6 separate regions of the Homo sapiens genome follow, and all the other regions are linked to region 1. A link is a loop called in an ENCODE intact Hi-C map of the cell type or tissue named here. Cell type or tissue: mammary epithelial cell. All regions are shown on one strand.

What was found. Hi-C counts contacts between places; a loop is a spot of excess contacts. Peaks named below come from ENCODE experiments on the same cell type or tissue, not always from the same donor. Only the 100,000 strongest peaks of a DNase experiment are listed, where the experiment ranks them.
Region 2: a loop joins it to region 1, with 21 times the contacts of the local background. A loop is called at or near these places in 8 of 110 quality-filtered maps.
Region 3: a loop joins it to region 1, with 5 times the contacts of the local background. A loop is called at or near these places in 5 of 110 quality-filtered maps.
Region 4: it touches region 1 in a loop (21-fold over the local background); 9 of 110 quality-filtered maps call a loop at or near these places.
Region 5: a loop joins it to region 1, with 6 times the contacts of the local background. A loop is called at or near these places in 6 of 110 quality-filtered maps.
Region 6: a loop joins it to region 1, with 15 times the contacts of the local background. A loop is called at or near these places in 11 of 110 quality-filtered maps.

What each region holds. Positions count from the first base shown.
Region 1 is chr4:149,261,825-149,266,824 of GRCh38, reverse strand. The region is part of intron 12 of LINC02355 (long intergenic non-protein coding RNA 2355); the gene reads right to left. It overlaps LOC107986320 (a long non-coding RNA gene), which reads left to right and starts at 2,400. Exons shown (of 4, transcript XR_001741885.1): 1 at 2,400-2,507; 2 at 4,590-4,726. In mammary epithelial cell, a CTCF peak has its summit at 2,462 (motif pointing right); no DNase peak of the experiment used is centred here.
Region 2 is chr4:147,922,738-147,927,737 of GRCh38, reverse strand. The region is part of intron 13 of ARHGAP10 (Rho GTPase activating protein 10); the gene reads right to left. Among named protein-coding and RNA genes, the nearest start is that of MIR4799, 140 kb to the right of the region's middle. In mammary epithelial cell, a CTCF peak has its summit at 2,442; no DNase peak of the experiment used is centred here.
Region 3 is chr4:147,982,030-147,987,029 of GRCh38, reverse strand. All of the region lies in intron 18 of ARHGAP10 (Rho GTPase activating protein 10), which reads right to left. Among named protein-coding and RNA genes, the nearest start is that of MIR4799, 200 kb to the right of the region's middle. In mammary epithelial cell, a CTCF peak has its summit at 2,849 (motif pointing left); no DNase peak of the experiment used is centred here.
Region 4 is chr4:149,895,040-149,900,039 of GRCh38, reverse strand. No RefSeq gene overlaps it. Among named protein-coding and RNA genes, the nearest start is that of IQCM, 82 kb to the right of the region's middle. In mammary epithelial cell, CTCF peaks have their summits at 2,050 (motif pointing right) and 3,408; no DNase peak of the experiment used is centred here.
Region 5 is chr4:148,281,648-148,286,647 of GRCh38, reverse strand. The region is part of intron 2 of NR3C2 (nuclear receptor subfamily 3 group C member 2); the gene reads left to right. Among named protein-coding and RNA genes, the nearest start is that of NR3C2, 160 kb to the left of the region's middle. In mammary epithelial cell, a CTCF peak has its summit at 1,925 (motif pointing left); no DNase peak of the experiment used is centred here.
Region 6 is chr4:148,996,621-149,001,620 of GRCh38, reverse strand. All of the region lies in intron 3 of LOC107986195 (a long non-coding RNA gene), which reads right to left. Among named protein-coding and RNA genes, the nearest start is that of LINC02430, 160 kb to the left of the region's middle. In mammary epithelial cell, a CTCF peak has its summit at 2,684; no DNase peak of the experiment used is centred here.

The DNA of each region.
Region 1 (5,000 bases):
CGCTGAGGACCTTGGATCAGGGAAAGGTGTTTGCAAAGCAGTATTATCGGGAGCAAAGCGATGAATGCCAGATGTAAGGAAAGAGCTAGGAAATGAATGCAAAATCTATTTGTAATGTTTATTTATTTTTCTATTAGATACGACTATTAATATATGAATAAGATACCCTGTATATAACATTCTAACTAAACACTACCTTTAAGTTAAACAGCACGTTTAATCGTCTGTTTTCAGCAGAAAACTATTATATATAAACCAACTCAAGTAAAGCTCACTCTTGGAGTATACATTTTCTACATTTTTGGCTGACATTTCTAGGTCCCTGAGCAGATCTTATTAGCTTGGTGATTTTAATCTCTGCCTTTAAAAAATGAAGGTCTTTCACTCTGAATTCCTTCAGTTGATTTATACCTTCCTTATCCTTTTCATCATGCTGCTGCCTCCCCAGGAATATTAAAAAGTGATTATTGGGCTTGAGCAACACCACAGGCTTCCTTTTGATTTAACAGTCAAATATACACAGGATTTCGTGATCATTTTAAAATTACTTGTAAACTGTATTTATATGCTAAGCTCTTGAAACTGAATAAGCAGCTTCTTGGCCTTGAAAGGAGATTGATGCCACTGTATTTTTTGTCACTTTAGGCAATATTACTTCGAGTGTTTATCGACTGTGGCCCTTACCCAACTACAGTTCATTTAGGCTTGAAAGGAGGCTCTGGAAATGGCACTATCAGTTCTTTTCTGTGTTACATATTCCTAGTTTACAAATAAGCTGACATTTATATTAATCAGTCCTCTAGAGCAACTGTAGCTGAGGAAGGGCTAATACATCATCCCCAAATTGCTACCCAAGTTCTATTCCAAAATCTTTATTGCTGCTGCTGATAAATGGAATAAAGCAAAATAAAAATTTGGAATTTTCAGTGTTCTGATAACTATTGGGAAGACGATGTTACGCAATTGTAGATAAATTTTGAAATCTGCATATATTTAAATAGTTTTGATGAACCAATAATGATGACATGTCATAAAATGCATATTTATCGTGTTTTCCCAGAAGATTATTTTAGATGAATATGAGGTTAATAAGCCCCCTTTTTGGCCCTGGAGTGGCTTCAGGACTCATTGCCCAAGTCTAAGAATGTACAAAACTATATAGCAATGATCAAACTACTTACTGATATTTGGGATGATATTCATTGGCTTACGTAGGCATTTTTCACAAAGGCTTTACATTTCAATTGTCTTATACGAAGTGAAATATCACAGCCAAAAGATAAAAAACCTTCTAACAGAGTCTGAGAAATGTAGGCTTGTTCCTACAGATCATAATGAAGGTAAGACATACAGTAGACTGGTCTTCAATCTTTTAGAGCACTGGAACTTGGGACTGTCTAATGATGTGAAAGCAGGATGCTTAAATCTGTCCATGAGCCTCTGAAACATCACCATAATTAAGTTTCAAGGCTGCACTCCATAGATCACTGAAACAGATATTAGGGTTGAAAAGGTCTCATTGATATGAATGGCACAAGCCATCTAGATGCCCAAGCAGAGATGACAACTTAAATATCATCCTTTGATTAACCCTGAAAGGAATACATCTACCGGGAGGGAGTGAGAGGCCACCTGAAAAAAAGAAAGCTACTGAAAAGTAGGTGGTTCTTCTGATGAAAAGCAGGCTAACAAAGAATAAATTGCAAGACAGGGCAGGAGAATAAAACACAAAGACAAAGAGATGGTATTGCATATATGTAAATACAAGGCCTGAAGGAAAAACAAACAAGCAAAAGAAGTCGTATATTAAACTTTAGGATGCACAACTCTTGTCACCAAGGTCTGCTGAATCTTCTTTCAGACTCCTTTGGGGAAGCTTGCAACTACTACTTTACCAAAATAGCACCTAACTTAAAAAACTATTTCCAGCTACACCTAAAGCTTCAACCTAGCTTCAACTAAAACTGCTTCATCCCACGCTAAGCATGGAGAGACAGGATCGTTATAAAGGAAACATCTAGACTGGAAACAGAGAAAGTCTTTATTTGTGCTTCAGTAGTTGCTTGTTTTTTCTAATATAAGCTTTGCAAACTTGAGCAATTTCTTTAACCCACCTGAACCTCAGTTTCCATTTGTGAGAAAGGTGCAATATTCCTGCTCATCTTGTGCATTAGTGAATATGAATGGGGATTTGAAAACTGCAGTATTGTGCAAACTGAAAATTATTGCTATTAAGAATCAATTTGTTCATAAAGTAATTTTTACTGGGAAGATATTATATATATTAGGAATACCAATGAGAATAACTAACAAATAACTTGATCTTTGGCTTCAACCCATGTCTTTAAAGAGAGTCATTGTATTTATTTCTTTTGCATTGGGTTGACACCTCTAGGTATACGGCCTGAGAGTCTCTCTGGAACCCAGGGACCTTGTGTCTGCAATTTTTAGCACTTGCCACCAGATGGCACAGTGTAGCAAGTAAACACCAACTGACTGCTCCTCAGGTAGGGAAATTGTGCTCCTTCAGCACAGGGAAAAATGATTTATGGAGACATGCTCATGATGGTTATTTTCATGCTGTGCACACTATTTTTAAAAAGCAATAAAAGTAGAATTCTATTGAAACGAATGTGCAAACAACCCATATATCAGGCCATATTTGTTTTCTGTGTCTTATGCATTTTTTTTTGTGTGTTTTTTTTTAAAGGGGTGAATGATTCTATGGTTAGCTCAGTGCCCAGCTTCTCAAGTGTTTCTGCTTTGAGTAAAAGTACTTATGTAGTTCAAGATGATCTTGTGTGATCATAATTGAATTTATACTATGTAGAGTTTGCTGAGTTTTGCTGTCTTTTCAACCTTAGAGGTGCAAATATTTCCCCATATGCCTTGCTTAAATAAATCTATTTTATTTATTTATTTTATTTATTTATCTTGCTGTCTACATTGTATATAATTCAAAAGAAATTCAGATGTTACTCCAGAAGCCTTCAATACTGTTATAAATCTGTTTTGAACTCTCTTGAAGCGGCAAGAAAGTGGCACCAGCATGGGTGGAGAAGATTTTTTTAAACAAGAGCAGCCTTTCCAAACTCTTTTCTGTTTCCCTCAAAACTTTGATCCTCTCCTCTTTCCTCTTACATTCCATATCTACTTTTCTTCCCCGCCTGCCTTCCCCCAAATAGCACCTTTCTCTCTTAGGTCTTAGTTTTTTTTCTAGTCCTTTCCAAGGTAATTTTCATCAGCACTATTAAACCTGAGGTGAGTGGTACAGCATACGATTCTTCTTAGGATGATTTTTTTCCCCTTAATGTGGCAATCTAAGTGGTTGCAGGTAACAAGTGACTAGAACAATCCAAGTTGTTGGAAGTTATGGTCATGAAAAGTCAATTAAGTCTTAATGTCATCCAGAAGTCCACTTTTCCCACATTGCCAAATTCATCAATCCTGGTGTTTAGGAATCAGCTCCTTCTGAACCATGTGAGCAATAGAGGGTTCCCCTCTTCTGGGCTCTGTCACAGTGCCCTATGATACGTTGCTTTACATGGCTTAATATCCTTTAATATGTGCATGTATCTCATGGCCTGATATTGTTTAAGAATGTGCTTGCTGCAAGTAACAGGAAAGCTAGTTAAACTTACCAAGGCCTAAAATATGGAGTTTATGTTTCATACCCAATAAGGAGTCTAGGACAACATGGGCAGCTCTACATTTCATTTGGAAAACTCTTTCATGATAACAAGATGGCTACATGAATGTCAAGCACAAGCCGAGTCTGCTGTTTCATCAGGAATGCTCATTATCCCCAGAAGCCCTGAGCAATTTCTACCCAAGTTTCATTGGCCAAAACTGGACCTGTGACCATTCTGGGTAGCAAGGGCAACTCGGATTGTGAGATGAGCTCTTAGATCAAAGGACCAAAAGACTAGGAAAGGGCCAGGTTAGCTAGCCAATCATCACTGCTAGATTCTCTGCACAAGAGACTGCCAATTAGCCTCCAACATTTGATAAAAGCCTCGAATTTTAACTGAGCACATGAGTTCCTAGAATAAGAGCCTCTCCCACCTTCTCTTGTAGCTCAGAGTGGCCACTTGACTATTCTTACAGAGAGATATAAATATAAATGTATATATGCAAGTCCAAAAAAAGCCATACCATTTTTGGCTTCAGTTTTTATTCTTGGCTTTCTTCTACTCTATTTCTCTTTCTACTGTCTCAAAATCAGATGTGGTGGCTGGAGAAACCATCATGGATTACATGGTGGGTCTTCAGAAAGAAAATTGCTTTTAGCAGGAAAACCAGACAGTAGGAATCTGGGTTGCTGACACAGTACGGAGGATTATATCAGCATTTGACTGTTTGCCTGGGTTTTATTAGAGAGAAATAAACTCCACATTGTTGTAGTGGGTTGAACTGTGGCCTCAAAAATATGTTTCCACATCTTAATTCCTGGGACCTGTGGATATAACCTTATTGGGGTGGGAGTGGGTGGGAAACCTTTGCAAATATAATTAAGTTAAGGATCTCAAGATGAGATCATCCTGAATTTTCCAGGTGAGCCCTAAATCCAATAACAAGTATTTTTATAGGAGTCTTACAAGGAGAGTCACACAGAAAATAGAGGAAGGGACGCAAACACACAGAGGAGATGGAAAGGTGCACAGGGAGCAGAGATTTGGGTAATACAGCCACGTGGAATGACGGAAGCCACCAGAAGTTGCAAGAGGTAAGGAAGACCTCTCCCTCAGAGTCTCTAAAGGGAGCCTGGGCCTGCCAACACCTTGTATTTAAATTTCTGACCTTCAGGACCGTGAGAGAACACATTTCTGTTATTTAAAGTCACCAGCTTTGTGATAATTTTGTGCAGCAACACTAGGAAATAGATATACTTTTTTAAGCTACTACTTTTTCTTAGTTTTCTGCCATTCATAAAGTAATCTAATGCTAAATAACATTTTCGCAAACTATATTGTAAACATCTTTAAATCAAAGATTGCATC
Region 2 (5,000 bases), 1.3 Mb after region 1:
CCAATAAGTTGCACTGTCCACCAACTCTTCCTCTCACCCTGTTTCTGCTGCCATAGGATAAGTCTGGCTTAGAGTCGGGAGACTAGGCTCCAAACCCCAGCTTTGCCTAGTTGTGTGACCTGTGACAGGTTTATCCTACCTTGTTCTGGCCTCTGATACCACATGTGCAACTGAGCCTATTAATATATATCTGCTCAGCTACCGAGTTTTATGGAGACTGTGTGAGAGAGTGTGATATACTCCAAAAACATAAAATGCAATACGTTAAAATTTTTAATATATTGTCATATGCAGATTCTGTATTGACATCTTGCCTGCTATGAAGAGACCTCACGAGGTGTTGCAGCAATCCTCAGCAAAGACAGTGCATCTCTCTTGGGCCAAGGATGCACCTTCAGAATCCATGAAGCAGTTGTTATGGAAAAAAGGCAGGTCTAACTTTAGAATGGCTTAATCCTGAATCTAGATGAACACTTTCAGTGGGTGATACTTAAATCTTCCCTCCCAACTTCCCTTTCCTACAGTACTCTCAAACTTTTAAACTTTGTTATTTAACAGCTTGTCTTCTGTTTTTCTTTCCTTCATCTCTCCAACATCCTCAAAAAAAGGTCAGACTATAGTGTCTCCATCTCCTCATGCTCACTGTGGTTAAGAGCGTGGGTATTTAAAACACAGTCTTGGAAGCAAGTTGTAGTATACTGCTCTCTACCTCTGAGACTTAGACAAATCAAATCACGTTTCTTCACTTCAGGGGCTCATGCGAATGGGGATAATACCACCTGTCTCACATGGTTCTTATGAGAAAATAACACCTAAGAAAAAAACAAGTACAACCTCGCTATTATCTAGTTTGACTTTCCAGCCACTAAACCCAATGGTTGTTTCTTGTTCCTCCACCAACCTGACCTTTCTAGAGTATTTGGCACAGCTGACTTCTTCCTTCTTGGAATCTCCCCTCTTATGGATTCCCTTACAACCATCCTTCTTCCTTCGCCTCCTATCCCTCTGTCTTATGTCTCCATTATTCTTCTTCCTCTCATCATCAAAATAGAAGCATTCACAAAGATTCTGTCCTTTTCTCCACTATCATCTTGACTTAGACACTCAAAACCTTACCTCTTTAAAAATAATTCCTGCCATCTCTCCTCTTGCTTTCATTCTATTTCTTATAACATGCCACTTGCATTCAGAATATCTAAAACCAGTCTCTATCCCTCCCAAACCTACTGCTCATCTTGCATTCTGCCTTGGCTAAAGGTCTCATCCACCTGGTCTGGGAGGCTTAGAGTTCGTTTTCACTTTCCTCTCTCCCTGACTTCCAATATCCAGCAGGTCATCAAATTCTGTTTGTCTGCGAAGTCTCTCTTCCTATCCATCCCTTCTTTCCACTGCAAATATTCTAGTTTAAACCTCCATCATTTCTTATCTGAATTACTCCCCAAATTCAAGCAACCGCCCTGCCTTCCATCTTACCCCCATTCTATTCCCACCAATTCTATTCTCTGTCAAAGATCTCAAGACACACTCCCATCCAAATCTGTCAATAGCTCACCACAGCCTACAGAAAGAGTTAAGGCAGACAATGCAGCACAGCACCTGGGATCTGCCACCCTCTGGATACAACTGCTCACAAACATCTCCCCACATCATACCACCCACTCACCACTACCAACACCACCCCAGCATGGTGGAAGCACCCTCTGTTCCAATATCTACCCTCTGGAGCAAAGAGCAGGGTTGCTTGCAGCCTTAGCAAATAGAGATGGTGTCTCCTAGAGCAAAAGGCTTCCTTGCTGGCCATTATAAAAGATCTGAGTTTTCTGCATTCAGAGTTTTTCCTCCTATAACACAACCAACTGTATCATCCATAAGTATCACCTGGCCATCTTTGCAGTGCCCTGAGGAATCAGGGCTCAGGGAATGAGCACAAAATGCACTGCTCTAGCTACTGACAGTAATAAACTGTCCTGTGTCAAAGATCCAGGAGTCTTGTGTCTTCTACTAGTATCCGTGGAACTATGCAGGATAACTGGTTAACATGAAAGTAGAGTAAAATCTCTGTCTTGAATTTAGATTGAAGCTCATCTTTAAGAACAGGAACCATATTTCTAGTATTTTTTCCTCTAATACCTTCCCTGTAAGAAATACCCCAAAATTACAACTAAAATCCATCTAACATGTGTGTGCCCAGGCATAGGTAAGTATTAAAGTAAGCTGGAAAGGATGGGACAGCTAAATAAATTTTCAAGCTCATCACTCATGTAGCTCAGGTTTAAGTACTAGCAAAATTTTACTACAATAAATCAAAAAGAGACTCAAACTCAAGGCAAAAGTGGGCCGTTGCTTTTTGCAAGATTCCTTTTCATTCCTCTGCTGCAGAGATGGGAAACATCAGAAAAGGCCTAATGTTGTGTCTCGCTGCTGCCCTCTGCCTCTCCACCTCAGAGCAGCTGTAGCAGCAGGTACTAAATCCCAGGAGGAAGAATGCCTGCTTTTGGTTTTCAGGGTGTTTTGTGGTGTTTGTTTGGCTTCTGAGGAAAAGCTTGAGATAATCTGAAAACCGTGGTGTTCTTCCTGAGCCTCTGGCTATTTTACTGCTCAGGATATCTTAATGCTCAAATGTCCACAAATCACTGAAGAGGAAGAGGTTAAAAGCCAAACCAGTTAATTTTGCTGTTTGTTCTAAGAGCCATATAAAATTAACAGATAAAGTGAATTTGGGTGATTTATTTCCCAATGTAAATTGCTATTTTAAAAAAAAAAAAATAGAAAGTTCTTCAATCTCCTAGAGCCTTAAATCAATAATGAGACTACTTAATTATAATTGGCCTCAATGACTGGATTTATCTCTAAATAAGCAACTCACACTTACTGGCTATTCAACAGGTGCCAATGTCCTAAGCATTCTCTTTTAGTTCTCACAACAACCCCATGAAGGAGATCTGATCCTTATCCCTTTTCACAGATGATAAAGACACAGAGAGGTTACAGGCAGAGTTAATAAGGAGTAAAACTGAGATTACAATCAAGATAGTCTTTTGGGCTAATGTTCTTCACCACTATGCTAACAGTGTACCATAAAATGTCACAGACCTCATCAGAATGTAATGCAAAAACAAAGCCTAGCATGCCTACTCTGTAGCAAGACAGTTCCACCAAGTTTCTTCTGTTCTAAAAACACCTTCAGCACTACTTGAAAATATACCATTGTCATTTTCTGACAACTACCCAACCTCCAACCCCAAATACACCCAGAAGCAAGATGATTTATTGTAAGGATAGAATAAAGTCCTATTAATTTTCTTCATTTCTATTCTGTGGATGCGTTAAAGAGGAGGAAAACGTATAAAACCATAGGTAACAAAGAGAAAAGAAGGTTTAATTCATGGGCTGAAAAAAAACAGTCACTGGACAACAGGAAAGTAGTAACAGTCCTAAACCAAACCCTAAACCACATGGACGAGGGGTAAAGGCAAGGACTCGGGGTTCGCCGTCTCAGAGGAAGGATGTGCCCCTATTAATTTAATGTGACCATTCATTTGGAAACAAATAGTTTCTCAGAGTTTCCTTAAAACAAATAAGATTACTAATTGTGAAAATGAATATTCAGTCCTGATGTGCCTGGATTTATTATTTCAATTTTGCATTTGCATTTCTGCAGACACCACAAGACTCTTCAACTCCCTCCCACAGAAGACTGTCCTCTATTTCCACCCACGCTCACCTCACACCCATTTTGATTAAAACAGAGACAGAGAGAAACTCTAGTTTACTTGCTGTAAATTTTCTGAGGACAGCTGTTCTTTATTTTCTTCATTGCCCTTGGCAATTTAAAATTAATGCGCAATTGGTAAAATATGTTTCAGGTTCACTCTGGACATCTTCCTTTCCATACCCCTGAAGATTAATACTGAAATTATACATTGTAATCTTCTACCAGAGCCCATCTTGAGAACCCCATACAATTCTAAAGTGCTCTGGAGGCAAAGCAATCTTCAAGCGGTAAGGTTTTCCAAAAATCTAAAACTTTGCTTTGCAAAGGAAGATAAATTTGCTTTTACATGCAACAAATGAAAGATTGTCAAATCTTGTATGTGGCTTCCTACTTCTATCCCATGAATTCACAGCTTGTTACAATGCTGAATTTGATAACTGACAGCTTGCCTAGATCGACATTTTAATGCCATACTCTAGAAAATTAAAGTGAATATTCAAATTATCCACATATGGAAGATTTTTTAAGAGAAACTTCATAAACAAAAGTGGCATCCAAATTTAGTTTTAAATGGTAATGACTATTTTAAAAATAGCAACTAAAAGATGTTTTTAAGCAAAAGAGTGTTACTTTGTTTTTGCATATCATACAGTACATGCACCTAGGTGTCATGCAGGCCCAGAAAGAGACAATGCACTGCTCATGGGGGGCGGCTCATTTGTACTTACTCAAAGAAATGATGTAATTACACTCCAATCTCTGAAACTATAAGACTCTTTCACACATAACATGATGTACTTTTCTACGTCTAATATATTACCCACAGTTCAGAAAGATGCTGACATAAATTCATAAAGGAATGAAAAACAATCCTACATGTTATGTGAAAGTACCAATTCCAACCACATATAAATTCTTCCAATAACTTTAGAAATTGTTGAGACACACAATATTACCAATATGGAATTTTAGTCAAATCTGAATACTGAAGCAAAAAGCAAATGCTTACTGAGTGCTTACTATGTGTGCAAGGCATGCCTGTATTTAGAAATGAGAAGAGGCAAGCAAAGGATAAATAAGACATTTTCTCTGAGTAAACAGTAAAGTTCCAGAAACAAAGTAAACATAGGAAATATAACTTAAAATACCAGGCAATATAACTGCCAAATGAGGCACATGCACATTTCAAGATTAAAACAAATCAGGAGAAGGATGAAGAAGGAAATGAAGATAGGCATTTAATGAATATCTACTATGTGCAAAGACTCACTCTTTAATCCTCACA
Region 3 (5,000 bases), 1.3 Mb after region 1:
AATAATCCCGTTATCTGCTGTTTCTGAGGATCAGTGTAGCCTATTAAACAGTCACAATGAAGACAAAAGGTTTTTACCTAAAGCCATTTCGAATGGAAGGAGCAGCAGCAGAGTCTAGGGCTTAAGAATCCACCTCCAAAGCCAGGCAGCCTGGGTCTGAATCCCCACTTACCAACTATGTGAATTTGGCAAAATTCTTCACCTAAACTTCAGTTTCCTCCGTTTGTAAAGCAGGGATGAAAGTAATGTCTACCTTTCAGAGTTGTTGAGCAGGATCTGAATCATGATGTACTTTACAGAATATGAGCACTTAGTAAATGTGAGACATACTCTTATTCTATATGAATTATATTGATGGTGATGAAGATGAGGAGGAAGATGGTAACCAGAGAGGCCTGACACTGTCTGAAGATCCTAGAGAGACTGTCTTGGCTGTGGGGTGTACGTCACCCTGGAGACAGCACACTAAAAGCAGTATGAGGAGAGGGTAGGTGACCAGGGGAGAGGAGTTTGCTTTCCTGTCATTACCCTCTAGCTGTAAAAATCAGTTAACCCCTTGATTTTCTCGAAAAGCAAACAAGTAATTGCAGTCATTTAATATTAAATGCATATATTTGTATATACTTCATCAGACAACAACAGTGGAAGAGCTAAGGGACAGGCTTTGGAAACAGAGTGGGCTCAAATCCCAGTTTGGCCATTTTTAGTTCTATAACCTCGAGCAAGTTGATGACCCTCCATGAGCTTCATGTGTCTCATTTGGAAATGGCAGTGAGAGGCATGGAGTAGCTCACTTCATCCCTGTAACCACTCCATCAGGGAGGTAGTTCCGTTTTTCTTATTTCATAGATGAGGAAACTGATAATGAGGTTAAACCGGTCACTTAAGTCCCTCAAAAGTCACATGACCTTTTTTCCCAAGATGGCAGATGAGAGGCTTTCCGCATACCTCAGCCACTTGCAAATAGCAAAATAGTGCATAAAGATAAACCCTGTGAGCTTTAATTCAAACAGGAAAACGGAAATCCACTTCAACAGCAAAGGACACCCCAGACTCCAGAGAGGAGAAGGTGGGCAAACAGCCTCCATGATGGCATCTGGCTGGTAAAAGTGAGTGAAGCCTCAATACATAAGAGGCAGAGGACCTCCCGCTGTCATTTCCCTTACTGCTAGGGATCCGCGCAACCCAGGCCGAGGGAGAGCACTTTGTTTCTCTTCAGCCTTGGAGCTAACTTGGGGAAAAGCTTACAGACGCTGAGACGGACACACTGAGAAAAGCTGCATGTATTTTCTCAGAACCAGGAATGACAAGGGGATGCCATTTTTAATCCAGGCTCAAACAAGGCAGTCATTCTTCAGCAATTTGGCAGTGTGGTCATGCAGACAATTTAGTCTTGGATCAAATATTGCAGCATTTGCTCTGCAGCAGGGGAAAGGCCTCCACAGCCAAAACTGAGCAACAAATATAGAAAGTAACCCAACAGTAGGTACTAGAATTGTGCTCTCCCCCATCACAGGTCCAAAAGTAAGAGGAGAGTCGCTGTAGCCATGGTTTATCTGGGCAATGAGGCGTGCAGACAGAGCCAGCTTGGTGGCCTGGAACTGGTTTGCATGTGTCCCTGCTGGGTGCCCAGCCTCCTCTCCTGAGGTTATGGTGCAGCAGGGCCTTCTACACTCCACCCCCAGGCAGATTTCCATGCATTCAGAGCACCTGCTCACCTGGATCAGTAGCCTGAGCCACCCATCTTTCCTGTGCAGAGACCGTGGTACAGTGAGGCCCTCTCTTCCCCACACCCAGGAGTATCTCCAGGCATTCAGAGCACCCACTTGCCTGGATCTGCAGCCAGAGCTACCCTTCCCTTCTTGTGCAGAGACTGTGGTGCAGCAGGGCCCTCTCTGCTCCATACCCAAGCAGATCTCCTGGCACCTGGAGGACCCACTCTCCTGGATGAGATTAGGCAGCTCCACTGCCTCATGCAGAGAACTTGAGACCAGGTGAGGTTCCCAGCTCCACACCTAGGCACATCTCTATGTGCCTAGTAGCCACCCATTGGACCACCCCTCAAAGCTGATGCTCGGACCTGCCATTGGGGGACCTGTAGGTGGGCCTGCCTGGTCTGGCCTGCCCATCTTGAAGCCCTCCTCCAGGTTGGAGCAGGGCGCTCAGACCACTGTGCACTCCACAGATTGGCCCTGAGGCAACAGAGAGTTTCCCCAGTAAACAAGGATCAAGTTTCTACTCAACTATATTGGCCACAGCTGGCTCTTAACCCAAAAGCCACTTCTTGGCCTGGACGTTGAATGGCACAACACAATAAGAAATCAGACATAAGCACACAGCACTCAGGAACGAGGTTAGTCTCCTGAGACCACTGCCCCCTGGTCCTACAGGAGGCAGTGAGCCTGCTCACAAGCCACCACAGAAATGCTATTTATAACCACAGAACTCAAACAGACACCTTGCCAGTGAAAACAGCCAGATCTGGAGACCCAACTCTTGGTGTGGTCCTCCCACAAGGGAGGTGGGAGCACAGCCTCCAAAGGCCACCGTGGGTCAAAGGAAACACGGGCATGGCATTAGCCGCTAAAGGTGGCACCACCACAGCCCTGGAACGAACATGGAGAGAGGGTCGTCTCATACTCCCTTCCCGCCTCCTCAATGTGCTGTGGCGGACTTGGCAGTGCGTCCTCCTGCTGGGGCCTGGAGAGTTTGGGCTGAAAGAAACTGCTTCCTGGGGCTTCTCCAGTGGCTCCAGCCGCTGAACGCGAATGTGTACTGGGGGAGGGCGCTTTTCATGCTTCTCTGTTGCCTCCCTCTGCCCATTCCCCAGGCAGCTATTACTCTTAAGCGCCATCTACTGGACTGCAGCTTAAACAACACCACCAAACAAAATTACACCCCTACAAGCAACAAAGGAGAAAGCCACTGTAGGAACCTCTCTGCAACCAAGGAACTCATAAACAGCCTTGGAACTCTGAAAATACCCAGAAACGTAGCCAAACAATCACACACAATATACACCACAGTAACAGCCCCAAGGACAAAAAGAATAAAAAAATCAAGAACTCTCATCCAAACAATAACAAAATCAAAAAAAAGAAAACATCAGTTCTTTCAAATGAGAAGAAACCAGCATAAGAACTCCAGCAGTAGAAAAAGCCAGACTGTTTTGTCACCTTCAAAGGATCCCACTAACTCCCCAGCAATGGATTCTAACCGGAATGAATGTCTGAAATGACATATAAAGAATCCAGGATATGGATAGCAAAGAAATGCAACAAGATCAAAGAGAAAATTGAAATCCAAGACAAGAAACAACACAAAAACGACTCAAGATTCAAAAGATGACATAGCTATGTTAAGAAGGAACAAAACAGAACTTCTAGAATTGAAAAATTCACTATAGGAATTTCAAAATACAGTTGGAAGTCTTAACGGCAGATGAGACCATGCAAAAGAAAGAATTTCAGAACTCAAAAATCAGTGCTTCAAATGAACCCAGACAAAAATTTGAAAAAAAAAAAAAGAATTTTAAAAAATGAACAGGCCGAGTGCAGTGGCTCACGCCTATAATCCCAGCACTTTGGGAGGAGGAGGCGGGCGGATCACGAGCTCAGGAGATGGAGACCATCCTGGCTAACACGGTGAAACCCTGTCTCTACTAAAAATACAAAAAATTAGCTGGGCGTGGTGGCGGGCGCCTGTAGTCCCAGCTACTCGGGAGGCTGAGGCAGGAGAATGGCGTGAACCCGGGAGGTGGAGGTTGCAGTGAGCCGAGATCGTGCCACTGTACTCCAGCCTGGGCGACAGAGTGAGACTCTGCTTCAAAAAAAAAAAAAAAACAAAGCAGCCAGGCACCATGGCTCATGCCTGTAGTCCCAGCACTTTGGGAGGCCAAGGCGGGTGGATCTTCTGAGCCCAAGAGTTCAAGACCAGGCTAGGCAACATGGTGAGACCCCCATCTCTACAAAAAATGCAAAAACTTAGCAGTGCATGGTCATGCACACCTGGAGTCCAGCTACTAGGAAGACTGAGGCGGAAGAATCACCTGAACCCAGAAAGTCGAGGCTGCAATGAGCTGTGATTATACCAGTGCACTCCAGCCTGGGCGAGAGTAAGACCCTGTCTCGAAAATTCAGGAAAAAAAAGAAAGTAAGTAAGTATTTGAGAAATACGAGATTATGTAAAACAACCAAATGTATACCTTATTGGCATTCCTGAGAGAAAAGAAGAGAAAATAAGCAGCTTGGAAAACATATTTGGGGATAAAATTCAGGAAAATTTCCCCAATCTTGCTTGAGAGGTTAAAATGCAGATATAAGAAATCCAGGCTAGGTGTGGTGGCTCACACCTGTAATCCCAACACTTTGGGACACCAAGGCAGGAGGACTGCTTGAGCCAAGGAGTTCGAGACCAGCCTGGGCAACATAGGGAGACCCCATCTCAACACAAAATACCAAAAAAAAAAAAAAAAAAAAAAAAAGATTTAGCTGGGTGTGATGGCACATGCCTGTAGTCCCAGCTACAGTCTTAGGAAGCTGACATGGGAGGGTTGTCTGAGCCTGGGAGGAGGTCAAGGCTGCAGTGAGCCGTGATTGCACCACTGCACTCCAGCCTGGGCAACAGAGTGAGACCCTGTCTCAAAAAGAAAAAAAAAAAAAAAAGAAAGAAAGAAAAGAAACCCAGGGAACTCCTGTGAGATACAAGACGACCGAGTCCAAGGCACATAGTCATCAGACTTTCCAAGATCAACGCAAAAGAAAAAATCTTAAAGGTAGCTACAGAAAAGGATCATGTTACCTATAAAAAGAAACCCATCAGAATGACAGCTGACTTCACAGAAGAAACTTTATAAACCAGAAGAGACAGGGGGCTGAGGCAAAAGGATCACTTGAGCCTGGGAAGTCAAAGCTGCAGTGACCCATACTCATACCACTGCACTTCCAGCACGGGTGATGGAGCAAAACCCTGTCTTTTGAAAAAAGACTAAAAATAAAAGA
Region 4 (5,000 bases), 630 kb before region 1:
GCTTTCAAACTGATTAATTGCTTAGGCAATGATATTAAACTCTGGTTTGATATCACTCCAGGGTGAGTACAGTGATCTAAAAATTATTGAAATAAACTTTAAACTACAAAGTAAATGTATACTTTGAATATTGAGTTGGTAGACATAAAAAACTATTTAAACCAACTTGATCTATGTGTCATTAATAGAATACTCATTTAAACAATGGGAGAATGTGAATTCTTTTCAAGTGTACTTGGAACATTCTCTAAGATAGACCATATGCTGAACTATAAAACAATTTTCAACTAGGTTTAAAGGATTGAAATTATGCAGAATTTGTTCTGTGACCACAACTGAATTAAATAAGTTATCAATAACATAATAATCTAGAGAATTCTGAAATGTTTGGAAATTTAACAACACACTGTAAAAAAACTGATGGGTCAAAGAAGAAATGACAAGAGAAATTAGAAAATAGAACTGAATATTAATGAAAATAAAATATATAAAAATTTGTGAAATGCAGCTAAAGCAGGGTATAGAAATCCATTCATATCTTTAAATGCTTATGTTAGAAAAGCGATTTAAATATAATGATCTTGGCTTTCATCATAAGAAACTAGAAAAAGAACCCAAAGTAAGTAGGAGGAAAGAAACAATAAAGAGCAGAAATTAACAACATAAAAATTAGAGAAACATTAGATAAAATCAATACAACCAAAAGCTACTTCTTGGAAAGTACAAAAAATGTTGATAAACCTCTCATCAGACTAATCAAGAAAAAGAGAGACAAATCACCAATGATTGAAAGAGGGGATATCACTACAGATCCTACAGAATTTGAGAAGACAACAGAAAATATTTATGAACATCTTTGTGCCAATAAATGTGACAACTTGGATTAAATGGACAAATCCTTGAAAAATACCAATTAACAAAATGAACTAAAATATAAATAAAAAATGAGAATAGATCTATCTCTACTAAATAACTTGAATTCATAAATAGAAACCTTACCTCAAAGGAAACCATAGTTTTACTAGTGAATTCTATAAAACATATAAGAAAGAAATATTTCTGGCTTTATAAAAACCTCTTCCAGAAAATGTGAGGCCAAACTAATTTTATGAGGCCAACATTACTCTAATATTAAAACGAGTTATCACAGTAAAATAAAACTACAGATCAATATCCCTTGTGACATAGACAAAAAAATCTGTAACAAAATATTGACAAATATGTATTATGTTAGAAAGATAGTAACTCTCCACTAAGCATGGTTTATACTAGAAATGCTGATAGAATCTACACCCAACCTAAACAAATGAGGCATTTAAGTTGGCAGAAAACCTTTTCAAAAAACCCTGCTAAACGCGAGTTTATTGTTTAAAATCGCCTACTTTAAAATATATCTATAGGATTTGCTAAACATATAAAGCTTTACAACACAATTCTTGTTGGCTACTTCTAAGTTTGCATGCTACATTCTTGCATCTTATTTTTCTAAAACCTACCCATTAGCATTGGTATTGTGCCTGATTTGATAGACATTTTCATAATTCAGAAGAAAATGGAGGAGATTAAAAGAAAAAATTTTAGTTGTCTGCTTTTCTGATCTAGAATAATTTTTCTATTTAAGGCTACACATTGAACAAATACAAATCTTTTAAAATTGAAAAAATATATTTTTTGCTTATGATAAAAAATTTATATAATGCAAATAAACAAAAAGTATAAAACATAGTCTAAGATTCCATGCTTCTAGATTATTATAATCAATGTCTTGATGTAACTTCTCTATACAGTTTAATAATAAATATGTCAGTGGGAAGAGAACTAGGGAGAATTAATAACTGTGAGATTTAATCTGGAGAAAATGAATGTAGGACATTGGGTAAGTGACTTAATCCCTTTGGGCCTCAGTTTCCTCATCTATAGAATGTGGGGACCTGATTAGACATTCTCATGGTCCCTTCTAACTTTTAAGTATATATTATTTCAAAGTGAATCTCACAACTCTTGAAGGCATAGAAATAAAGTGAAAGTCTATACTAAGCAGAAGGTGGCAGTGTTGTTGAAGAAAAGGCCTAGATTTTAATACCAGTAAATGCAGGTGGATTGCTATGCATGGTGTTTGCACCTTGATAAAATTAGTGCTGGAGCAAATTAGTGACAAACCACTAATTTAGCAGGATTAAGATATCCTGTTATAACAGGTAGTTGTTTTTCTGAGGTCAATAATATCATTATATATGACATTGCTTTGCTGTGAAATGAGACAGAATCAAATATGATAACCTAAAGCTCACACAAATATAGAAATCATGCTAAGCTCAGAGCTTTTAAGTGAATAATAATTATTGTTATATTGGTTTCAGGTATTTTGAAAGAGTTTGCCTGGCTATTATTAAGTGACAACTTCCTCATACATATTTGCAGTTTGGCACAGATATTTTTAGTGAGGCAAAGTTTTTCATTCTTTGTTTTCCAACTTTTTGAAATAAAGGAGGATTCAAGCACACACGTTTTAATGGGCTTTAGAGAGCTCATCTTTAACACATAGTAATGGTATTCAATAATTCAATCTTTGTTCTTTGTCTTAGAAATATCTGAGTTCAGTGCTTATAGTGGGGTTAAGATATGATATTTAAATTTATGATTTATTGTTTGTTTAGCATAACATACTAGAATACCATTTAATAAGGCAATCGATTGTAGGGACAATTGTTAAATTAAGATTTCATTTAGAATGAAGAAAATCTGTTAGTAGATTTTGGTTGAGTCAGGTACAGTACTCCCCTAAAATCCCCCAAATTTCTACATTAACTAGATACCACTGTCTTAGTCCATTTGGACTACCATAACAGTGTATGATAAATCAAGTAGGTTATAAACAACAGAAATTTATTTCTCTCTGTTCTGGAGTCCAAGATCAAAGTGCCAGCAGCTTCAGTGTCTGGTGAGAGCCTACTTTCTGGCTCATAGACAACACCTTCTTGCCGTGTCCTCACCTGTCCCTCACACATCATTAGGAGTGAGGGAGCTCCCTTGGGCCTCTTGTGTAAGGCTCTGCCCTCATGACCTCATCACCACCCAGAGGCCCCGCCTCCTAATATCATCACTTTGGGGGTTAGGATTTCAGCATATGAATTTTGGGGAGACACACACATTTAGACCATAACAACCATTTTTTACTGCAATATCCCTCTCCCCTCTGCATTTCTGGGAATATATACTATAGGAAGCAGATACACATCCACGCCAAATTGTCTTTCTGTCCCTCTGCAAAATTTTGGGGAAAGATTAAACTATCAGAAAAAACAGAATCAGCTATGCCAAAGATGAAGCATGAGATCACATGTTAATGCTAACACTCTTCCAAAACTCCTTTTTGTCTGGGTTTGTGTCATTTGCATGCAGCCCACAGGGTGGAGGCAGAAACCAGTGTGGGAGAGTGGGAGGCCTCTCCAGTTGTAGGAGTCAAAGCCTCCATTCTTAGTTGAATACCCTTTATTTATTTCTCCTGCCTGATTGCCCTGGCTAGAACTTCCAACACTATGTTGAATAGGAGTGGTGAGAGAGGGCATCCCTGTCTTGTGCCAGTTTTCAAAGGGAATGCTTCCAGTTTTTGCCCATTCAGTATGATATTGGCTGTGGGTTTGTCATAAATAGCTCTTATTGTTTTGAGATATGTCCCATCAATACCTAGTTTATTGAGAGTTTTTAGCATGAAGGGCTGTTGAATTTTGTTGAAGGCCTTTTCTGCATCTATTGAGATAATCATGTGGTTTTTTGTCTTTGGTTCTGTTTATAGGATGGATTACGTTTATTGATTTGTGTATGTTGAACCAGCCTTGCATCCCAGGGATGAAGCCAACTTGATCATGGTGGATAAGCTTTTTGATGTGCTGCTGGATTCGGTTGGTCAGTATTTTATTGAGGATTTTTGCACCGATGTTCATCAGGGATATTGGTCTAAAATTCTCTTTTTTTGTTGTGTCTCTGCGAGGCTTTGGTATCAGGATGATGTTGGCCTAATGTAAATGACGAGTTAATGGGTGCGGCACACCAACATGGCACATGTATACATATGTAACAAACCTGCACGTTGTGCACATGTACCCTATAACTTAAAGTGTGTGAGTATATATATGTATATATGTGTATATATATGTATATATATGTGTGTATATATATATTTATATATGTATATATGTGTATATATATGTATATATATGTGCGTGTGTATATATGTGTGTGTGTGTGTGTGTGTGTGTGTGTGTGTGTGTGTGTATATATATATATATAGCGCCTCCATTCGCCCACTGCTGGGCCACCATCCCCCAAGGTTGTTGCCTTACTCCTAAATTACCATGGCTTTTCCAGCAGGAACATTAAAGTTTCATTTTAGGTAACATCTTTCCTTCTTTATGAAGCTGACTCCATGTATCTAAGCTACATATTCTCATGTCTGGGGTAACTTCCTATATTATACCATGAGCATCTCTTTCTATTGCCTCAAATTCCCATGGCAGCACCCATCAGAGTGACCTCCTTGTTCTTCCTTGATGATGCCAGACCTGTTCCCACCTCAGGACTTTTACAGTGGCTGTTCCCTATGCCTGGAATGCTTTTCCCCTGATAATCATGTGACTAACTTTCTTAATGCTTCCAAATCTTTTTGTTCTAATGTCGCTTTCTCTGTGAAGACTTCCCTGATCTTCTATATGCAGTTGCTACTCCCTTCACCCCCACCGTCCTCTGTCCCCAGCATTCCCACTCCCCTTTCCTCTCAATTTTTTTCCATAGCACTTCCCACCTTCTAATAACTACATAACTTACATATTGATTTTGTTTACTGTTTGTCTCCCTCTGCCAAAATGTAAGCCCTACGAAGACAACACATTTTGTCTGTTTGACTCACTGCTGCATTTTCAGTGCTAAAAAAGTGCCTGTCAGAACAGAAATAAGCAATAACTACTTCTTGAATGAAGATATCAGTACATTTTCTCAAAAGA
Region 5 (5,000 bases), 980 kb after region 1:
GATTTCTTTATCCTGGTTAAACTGATCTGTGATTGTCTCTTGGATTTATTCAGGAAAGAGGTGCATCTCTCCTTCATCCAGATTCCACCGGATGAGCCAAGAATGACTGTTGAGGCTATTTTACTTAATGAATTAACAGATTTGACTGAATTTTCTTTTTGCAGTGACCATATGGTTATTGTGAAGATCCATGTAATTATTTGTAGAAGTGAATCACAGGGAATTTTGATTGCTGTAGACTCTAAACAACTGATCCATTTAATCAGATTTTTTTTTCAATTCTGTACAGCCTGATTTTTACTAGCCTATACAGTCAGAAGCAATTAAATAAAGTCCTACAAAAGACAGCAGAGACTGGCTTAAAGCTAAGTTGAATAACACAGCTGGGTTTTTACAGTGTTTCCTTTGGTCTGTTACTCTTATCAGTGGGCTTGGTTTAGCATATCCCCAGAAAATTATATTCCTGTAACTGCCAGAGAAGTTTATATAACAAAATGATTTGTGCCACACACCCAGGCTTGTCCTGCAATATCACTTTAGATAAAGCAAACATTTTTCAACTATTTCTATTTAATACATTGCTTCCAGACTGTTCTAGTCATATGTTAATTACAAAACAAATGATGTATAAAATTTCATTTGTTTTTAATTGTCTTTTTAAACACATATTGCAAAATCATTCTTTGAATAAAACTAACATGTTAATATTTTCCCTCTAGAATGAATTCTGTGAAAGATAAATGTATTTTATAATGTATCACATATGTGAAATAGAACATTGATAGGAATTATGCAAGAAAGCATCGCACTTTTTAAGGTAACAGTACATTTGACTGTCACTGAAGTTACTTTATCACATCTCCACATGTACAAGACAGGGAAGCAGTTGCATTGTGTGCCAATGGAGGAAGTTTTTTTTGTTTGTTTGTTTTTGTTTTTTTTGAGACAGAGTCTCACTCTGTCACCAGGCTGGAGGTCAGTGGCACAATTTTGGCTCACTGCAACCTCTGCCTCCTGGGTTCAAGCGATTCTCCTGCCTTAGCCTCCTGAGTAGCTGGGACTACAGGCGCACGTCACCACGCCCAAATAATTTTTGTGTTTTTAGTAGAGATGGGGTTTCACCATGTTGGCCAGGATGATCTCAATCTCTTGACCTCGTGATCTGCCCGCCTCAGCCTCCCAAAGTGCTGGGATTACAGGCAAGAGCCACCACGTCCGGCCTGGAGGAAGTTTTTAAATTTCAAAAGGAGAAGTATATTTTCTGGACTTTTCTATAAACCAGTTTGTTGCTTCTCTTGTTGATGCCAGTAGAATTTATACAACTCCAGCAACATCGTTTGGGAAAGAGCCAGTTTTTCCTGTCTTTCACAATAGAAGTTACTGATTAGAAGACCCTAAATATTTTTTAGCATTTTCATGTCCATGATAAAGGCTGCAACAAGGGGTAAATAACTTTCCTCTTATGGCAGAAAATATTCTTATGAGACCCCCAGTGCACTTTTTCAGTATGGTGTAATCACATGACAGTTGTAGGGTAGGACCCTCAGAACTGCAGCTCACATCAAGAGCTGTGGGCTCCGAAAGTGAACCATATGTTGCTGTAGTCCAGAGAGATACCAAGAGAATTGGCTTCTGAGTCCAGCAAACCTAGATTCAAGTCTGTCCCTGCCAGTACCTGCTCTGTAACTAGAGGGGAGTTATAGTTAGCTTTTACTAGCCTGAGTTTTTTGTATATGAAATGAGAACAATGACCAATAGTGAGAAGACTTTTTTGTAGGACTGAGTAAAATAATACATGCAAAGACCCCAGCCCCTCAGTGCTCTCAGGTCAACACATATTAATTTCCTTCGTCTCTCTTTGAAGGTCAGAAAATTTGGACAGTGGCGTAGAATTACAGTGCTGTGGGCCAGTGTGCCATCTGATGGCAGAAAGCACTAATTGGATCTCTCTGCATGTCAGTGTAACATAAAGCTTGGCTCACAAGATACAAAGTCATAGATCCTTTCTCACCCTCCTTTGCTGGTAAGAAGGCTCTAACTGAGATTCTTGACAGCAAAATGGATGATTAGGAGTTTTTATAGTAACTTGAATGTATTTATTCTTTTACCTGATGTGTTTTAAAAAAAGAAACCTATCATTTGTATAGGTAAAAGTAAAATTGCTAGTGTTACTGAACACAGCGTGAGTACCTAGTCTTGACACTGTCATGAGCTATCGACACTCAGACATGTTCTTTTATCCTTTGATTCACACCTTCATCAGCAAATGTGTGTTGAGTATTAATATATGATACCCCTTTTGCTGGAGACTCAAAAATTAGAAGACCAACCCTCTATTTATAGGCTTATAAGCCTATCAACTCCTTCAGAGTAGAGGGTTGGCCTTCTAATTTTTGAATCCCCAGCAAGAGGGGGGAGCATTCCATACATAAGAGTTATGTTCCATACATAAGGCTCTACTCTAAAGAGTTATGTTCCATACATAAGGCTCTACATAACCCAGAGGAATACATGTTGGTAGAGGCAGATCCAGGCCAGACCTCCTGCGTGCTCCATTAGGCCCCCACCCCTTTGCTGTTGCAGTGTCTCTTTCTTCTTTATAGACTTATCTCTCCCGTGGGACAAGGTATGTGGTAGAAGGTCAAGAAAATCTTTCCTGAAGTGAATCGAATTAGTATATGATACTTTGAAAGTGGTCATTACGAGGGTGGGGAGAGCCTGGTAATCACTCGCAGTCTCAGTTGTCTCCTGTGTGTTATGAAAGAGTTCATGTCCTTTTGAATCTGTGGCAACCACTGGTAAACATCAAATAATAATTTGCCAGAAACTGGTGAAATCAAATATAAATCAATGTACAATGTACTACATTCTTTGTTGCCTAAGCAGCATTTATGAATTAACCAAGTAATGAGTTATGTTATTTTTTATTATATAGGTTGCATAATTTTTAGCACTTTTCTTACCATATTCTAAAAACCAATAGAGGGATTGTAAGGGCCTTTTGCCAACTGAACTATGAAAAGGGTAGATAAGGCACTGAATATATGACTATAAATGAAGTTCAACTGAAAACAACCTCAGGTTCAGATGATTGTTGTTTAACATTTTTTCAATTTCTTGAGCCTTTCAGGGTTTTTAAAGCACTTGCAAGCCTGGTGATCACCATGGGAAAAACACTGAGAGTTATTGGGGTCACCATTGCTCTTGTGATTCCTTTATCAATAGGTTCTTTATGAAAATAAACTTGGCATGAAGGGAACACTGTAAATTCTGAGGGTTGTAACTGGGTATCATTTATTTAAAAGTTTAGTGATCCTTTGAAAAACCTCACCAATTTTGTAATGTTGTAATTTTTAAGACTAACCAATGGTGCTTATGTTTTTCCTGATCCATTCAGTTCTCTGTAATGGCTAAAATTGGCTTACCTGACCCCACTCTTAGGCAAGGTTGTTTTCATTTTTACTTACTTTTATGAAAGCTATCTTATTCCTTTGATTGCTGCTGCTTATCTTTAAAATGACCCAATTAGTCTGATTGTTTACTTCTTCAAAGTGCTATATGTTTGCACTTATAACACACAGATTATTTTAAATAACGTTTCCTTGTGGTTTTGCTGTATGTGATTTTTCCCCCTCAGCTCTGTTTCCTTCCCGTTCCTTCTAACCTCATCTCTGATTTCATTGTGTTTTGTATTCCTCATATTCCCTACCAGTCCTTTAGCTTGTATTCTTCCCGCCATAGCCTTTGCCTCTTTTTTGCAGTCCAGTAAGGCCCACTCTGCCTATTGATGCCATGTTTTGCTTATGTCCCTCTCTTATATCCCTTCCTTGGTGTTCTGCCTTTTTACCTATTCTCATGTTTTCTTCACTCTTATTTTCCTTCTCTCATCAACACTCTTGGAATTCTTTAGTCTGCTCTTGCCAAATGAGTTTTAGGCAATATCAGGATATTTTTGTCCCCTGGGACTGCACCCCCTCCAACTCCCCCACTCCCACACACCCTGTGTTTAACTGGGACTTTCTTCCTTGTTTTCTTGCTCTTTCTCGTTGGAGACTTTGTCACTATCCTCTCTGCATTCTGCTAACACAACTTGTTCAATGAATGTTTGTTGCAGGAATAGACTGACTTTTCTAATTTTATCCCTACTTTTATGCACATACTCTTATGCTGTAAGATATATTAGGCTGGCCTGTAGGATTTATCTTGAACAAATTTCCATTTAATTTTCCTATTACATAAAATGGTTTTATTGCTAATTGTTTTCTGAGCCTACCATGTAGGAAATAAATAATCTATAAGAGATACTCAGAAAAATTATGGCCGGGCACAGTGGCTCACACCTGTAATCCCAGCACTTTGGGAGGCCAAGGCAGGCGGATCACTTGAGGCCACGAGTTTGATACCAGCCTGGTCAACATGGTGAAACCCTGTCTGTACTAAAAATACAAAAATTAGCCTGGCATGGTGGTGCACGCCTGTAGTCCCAGCTACTGTGGAGGCTGAGGCAGGAGAATTGCTTAAGCCCTGGAAGCAGAGGTTGTAGTGATCCGAGATCACACCATTGCACTCTAGCCTGGACAACAGCGAGACTCTGTCTCAAAAATAAATAAATATATGAATAAGTAAGAGATACTCATAAAAATTAATGAAAACTTTTAGATGTTAAAATCTTACCAATGCTTCAAGGCCCACTTCAAGTATCACTGCCTCTGCAATGAATTAATCTCTTACCAGACTGTTTCCATGACTCCATTTCTATGTATTTTGTAGCACTCATGAATATTATACATGGTTATCTTTACATATGTTTGTACTTCTTATTAGTTCCTCCAAAGGACAGGAGCATCTTTCCGTCTCCTATAGCATTTAGCATGATGCCCTGCACAGCAAGGATACTTGTTGACATAACATAACACAGATGTTTGCTAGACTGAATCGAGAGGTATAATGAGTATAGAAAATGAAAATTCAGAGAATGTGGTTATTGAGCTAGATCTCCT
Region 6 (5,000 bases), 270 kb after region 1:
CTAACGTGTGTGCAAAACCAAGAGACTGGATGAGATAACCAAAGAAGGAGGTACGGATAGAAAAGAGAAAAGAAAAGGCTAAGAATGAAGCCCTGGCATATCCCAATGTTTACAGTTTAGGGAGATAAGATAGAATCAATACAAGATATCTAGGAATAAAAAGAAATATGTAAGATTATATGAAAGAAACTTGCCAGAAAAAAATAAACAAAATGATGTAAAAGAAATGAATGATACACCAAGCTCTTGGATCAAAAAACTCAGTGTTAACAAAGATATTAATTCTCTGTAAGTTAATTTATAAATGTAATGGGTTGCTGATAGAAAGTACCCATGAGATTTTTGTGGCACTAGACACCTGTGCTATCTGTGGGTGGAAAAATAGACAAGAATAGTGAAGGAACTCTCAAAAAAAGGTGGGGAGCAATAATGGAGGAATTAGCCTGATTAGATTTTAAAATCTACTTGAAGCCTCAACCCCTAAATTGAAACAATGTGTTAGTGGTATATAAATAGACAAATAAATCAATATATAGAAATAAGGAAATCTAGAAGTAGCCTAAATTTGGCCTTTAAAAGATGGAATACTCAAAAAAAATGGAATAACCTGGTAGTCATCTGGAAAAATAAAATAAAATTATATCTAAGCCTTATACCATATTCTAAGCATAAGTTCTAAGAGGTCCAGAGATTTAAATGTTTTAAATAACAGATCAATAAAAGCACCAGAAGAAAAATTGGGGAAATTGTTTTATAATTTGAGCGGGGCCAGTTCTTCTAACCAAGATACAATATCAACAAGTTACAAAACAAAAAAGAAACTTCTGCATGGCAGGAAAAAAGAGTATAAACAAAGAAATAGCAATAGAAAAGTAAAAAATATGTCACAGACAGAATGGCTATTGTAGCTTCTTTTATTAGCTCCAATATTTAAAGAGCTCCTAGAAATGGATAATAACAATAACACAGTTTTTTTAAAAATTGGCAAAGGATAAAAACAAATAATTTGCAGGAAAAGAAATACAAAGTTTTAAACATATGAAGAAATATTCAACTTAAGATAGAAAAATGCAAGTTAAAACTAGTTGCCATTTTCTACCTATAAGAATTAAAAAATTAAAAATTTCATAATAAGACCTCTTGGTGAGGTGATGGGGAAGCAGGTACTCTCATACATTGCTAGAAGTTTAAATTGTCACAATCCCTTGGAAAAGAAATTTATCAGTATCTAAAACAAATTAAATGCCTTTTTTCTTTGACCTAGGAATCCCGCCTCTGGAAATTGATTCACATATCCCTACACACATACAAAATAGTATATACACAAGGTCATTGATTGGATCATTGTAAATGCAAAAGTATGGAAACAATTGAAATGTTCATCAATAGAAAAGTGGTAAAATAAATTAGACACTTGTTAAAAAATAATTGAAAATCTATTTTGTGCTGATAAGAAATGGCCTCCAAAACACATCATTAATTGAAAAAAAGAATTATGCAGCAGTCAGCATAATATTCTACATTTATGTTGAAAATAGAGGAAAATAAGAATATTTATTTGTATTTTCATGTGTTATACAAATAAACTGAACTAATACACAAGAAAGAAATAATAGTTGGGAAAAGAGAGTGGAAATTGTGTAGAAAAGAGATTGGGGTAGATGGAAGAGTTTTCACTGCATATAGAATCTTTATATTTTAAACTTTCTGAAATATGGGTCTATTATCTATTGAAAATATTTAATTAATAAAAGAAGAATAATTGAAATTTGCAAATAATATTTTGGGAGGCATCTATTTTTGATAAAATAAGAATTTACAAATATTAAGCAAGAGAATGGTAGAAGAATTGGAAACATTAAGTTTAGTCAGCTCTTCAAAGAGTTCTACTATAAAGGAAATGGGATAGTAGCTGGAAGGGAATATAAGATAGTTGTATGCTCATGGGAATAATCCAGTTGAAATAATAAATTTGGTCATGCAGATAAGACAGAAATTCTTAGGAGTGATGTGCTACAGTGAGTCAGAAGACATGGGACCTAGTTTACTAATTATGATTAACATTATGTTTTTGATATTTATCCATGTTGATGGACATAGCCCTTGTTCTTGTTCATTCATTGTACTGAATGTAGAGTTTCTTTATATAAATATACCATTACAGTATTTATTCATTCCTCTATTGAAAGACATTTGGGTTGCCTCCAGTTATTTACCATCATTAATGATATTGTTAAGAATATTCTTGTATGTGTCTTGCAGCATTCATACTAAATCCCTATGGTTTATATTTTGGGAGTACAATTGCTGGATTATCTAACATGAGCATCATCAGTGTTCCTTGATAATGTTAAATTATTCATTATTCCCCAAATTGGTTGTAGCAATTTACCACTCTTCTTCTTTTTTTTTTTTTTTTTTGTTCTTTTCTAGAAACAGTGTCTAGCTCTGTCACCCAGGCTGGAGTGCAGTGGCCTGACCTTGGTTCACTGCAGCCTCAACCTCAGGGGCTCAAGTAATCCTCCCACCTCAACTTCCCAAGTAGCTGAAACTACAGGCACATGCCACCACATTCAGCTAATTTTTGTACTTTTTGTAGAGATGGAGTCTCACTATTGCTGCCCAGGCTGGTCTCAAACTCCTGGGCTCATGTAATTCTCCCTCTTTGGCCTCCCAAAAAGCAGGGATTATAGGTGCGAGCACCGCCCCCTGGCTGTAATTTATATTCCTAGCAAGCAGTTTGTTGGTTTTCTATTGCTCTACACCCCTCCCTACACTTTGAATTTTGACAATCTCATGAGCATGAAATAGTATCTCCTTGTAGTTGTAATTTATATTTACCTGATCACTAGTAAGTTTGACTATCTTTTCTAATAGTTATTGGGCATTTAAGTATCCTGTTCTTTGAAATGCTAAACTATATATTTGCCCATTTTTCAATTTATTTGTCTTTTTCTTACTTATTTTTAGTATTTCTCTATATATTTTAACACTAATTCTATAACATAATATCTAACATTATTAAGTGCTTATAATATGCCTGGCCTTGTTTTGGGCACCTTCTGTTAATTAACCCATTTGATCTTTACAATAGCCCTAAAAGATGGGAAGATTTGTTATCTTCAGTTTGTGTATAGGGAACTGAAGCACACAGATGTTACATACCTTACCCAAAGTTGTCCAGGTTATAAGTGGTGAAATCTGGTTTGAACTCTGGTAATTTAGTTCCAAAGAATATTTCTCACTGTTTCTCAATCCTGCTTTCATTTTGTATATTGAAAAGATCTCTCAGTCTCTGGCACGCCTTTCCATTTTGTTTATGGTATCTGTTCATATGCAGACTTGTTCTCTTTTTGTGTTTTTATTTTTTTAACTTACTCAGATCTGTCAATGTCTTCCTTATTTTTAAAAACTAATTCCATTATCTTAGGATCATGATGATATTATTACTTATTTTCTTTAAAAGTTTTCAAGTTTTGCCTTGGACATTTTGGTCAGATTCCCCACCCCACCTTAGAATTAATCTTTTCTCTTTGTATGTGGTTTGATATAGGGTTCTATCATTATTACTATATTCTATGTGAATTATGAATTTCTCCATCAGCATTTATTGCTTAGCTCACTGGCTTATAAAGTCATCTCTGTCACATATCAATAAAAGGATTATTTTTCTGGCTCTCTATTCTGTTCTGTTTGCCTATTTGTCTGCCTCTGCATAATACACACTGTCTTAATTTCCAAAGCTTTCCAAGTTTTGTTATCTGCTAGGACTTGCCCCTCCCAACTTGTTCTTCCTTAGATTTTCCTTACTATTTTTGCCCGTTTGCTCTTCTACATTAACTTTAGAAACCGCTGTTTTAGTTCCATGAAACACTCTGCTTAGATTTTTATTGAACTAGCATTGAAATATATTGATTACTTGCCTAGAGTTTATATCACTGCAATATTGAGTCTACATTTAAATTAACACGATGTAGTCTTCCTTTACATACGAGCTTCTTTTATGTTATCAAGAATTTTTGTAATTCCTACATAAATTCTTAGAGATTTTTGTGATATTCAGTATTACATGCCTTTAATATTTTGTAGCTTAAAAATTAGTTTTTTCTATTATATTGTCTAAAGGGTTATTGTAAAAGAAAGCCGTTGAGTTGAGTATGTTGGGTTCATATCTAACAATTTAGCATTCATATTAGTTGTAATAGTGTGCATATTATCTAATTATATGATAATTATATTGCCTAAGAAAAAATATTTTGTCTTTTCCTTTTTTTTTTTTTTTTTTTTGAGACAGAGTCTCCCTCTGTCACCCAAGCTGGAGTGCAGTGGTGAAAACATGGCTCACTGTAGCTTCAACCTCTCACGTGAGCCTTGACCTCCCAGCCTCAAGTGATCCTCACACCTCAGCCTCCTGAGTAGCTCAGCTCACAGGCACATACCACCGCCACACTCAGCTAATTTTTTGTATTCTTTTGTAAAGACAGCACTTCGACATGTTGCCAGGCTGGTCTTGACCTCCTGGGCTCAAATGATCCACCAGCCTCAGCCTCTCAAAGTGCTAGGATTACAGGCATGAAGCAATGCTCCCGCTCCCAACCTATCTCTTCCTTTTTAATTCTTACCATTCTTACTTCTTTGTTTTGCCCTATTATAATGACTGGGATGTTAGGACAATATTGAATAGAAATGTTGAGTGCAGGCATTGTTATTTGCTTCTTAAATGAGAATGCTTCTAGAAGCTTAACACTAAGTATGATGTTTGCTACAAATTTCTAAACATGTATTTTCACATCAAAATCTACTTTGTCAGAAATTAAAGTTAAACTGTATAAAGCTTCACTTTATTCTTGCTTTGTAAAGCATTTTTATCATGAATTAGTGTTAAATGTTATCAATTTATTTCTTTTGAATTAATTGAGATAATATGTATTACATTACTATATTCTGCTAATGTTATATCTTCCTTCCTTTCATAGAATGCTTGGCCATGATATGTTTTT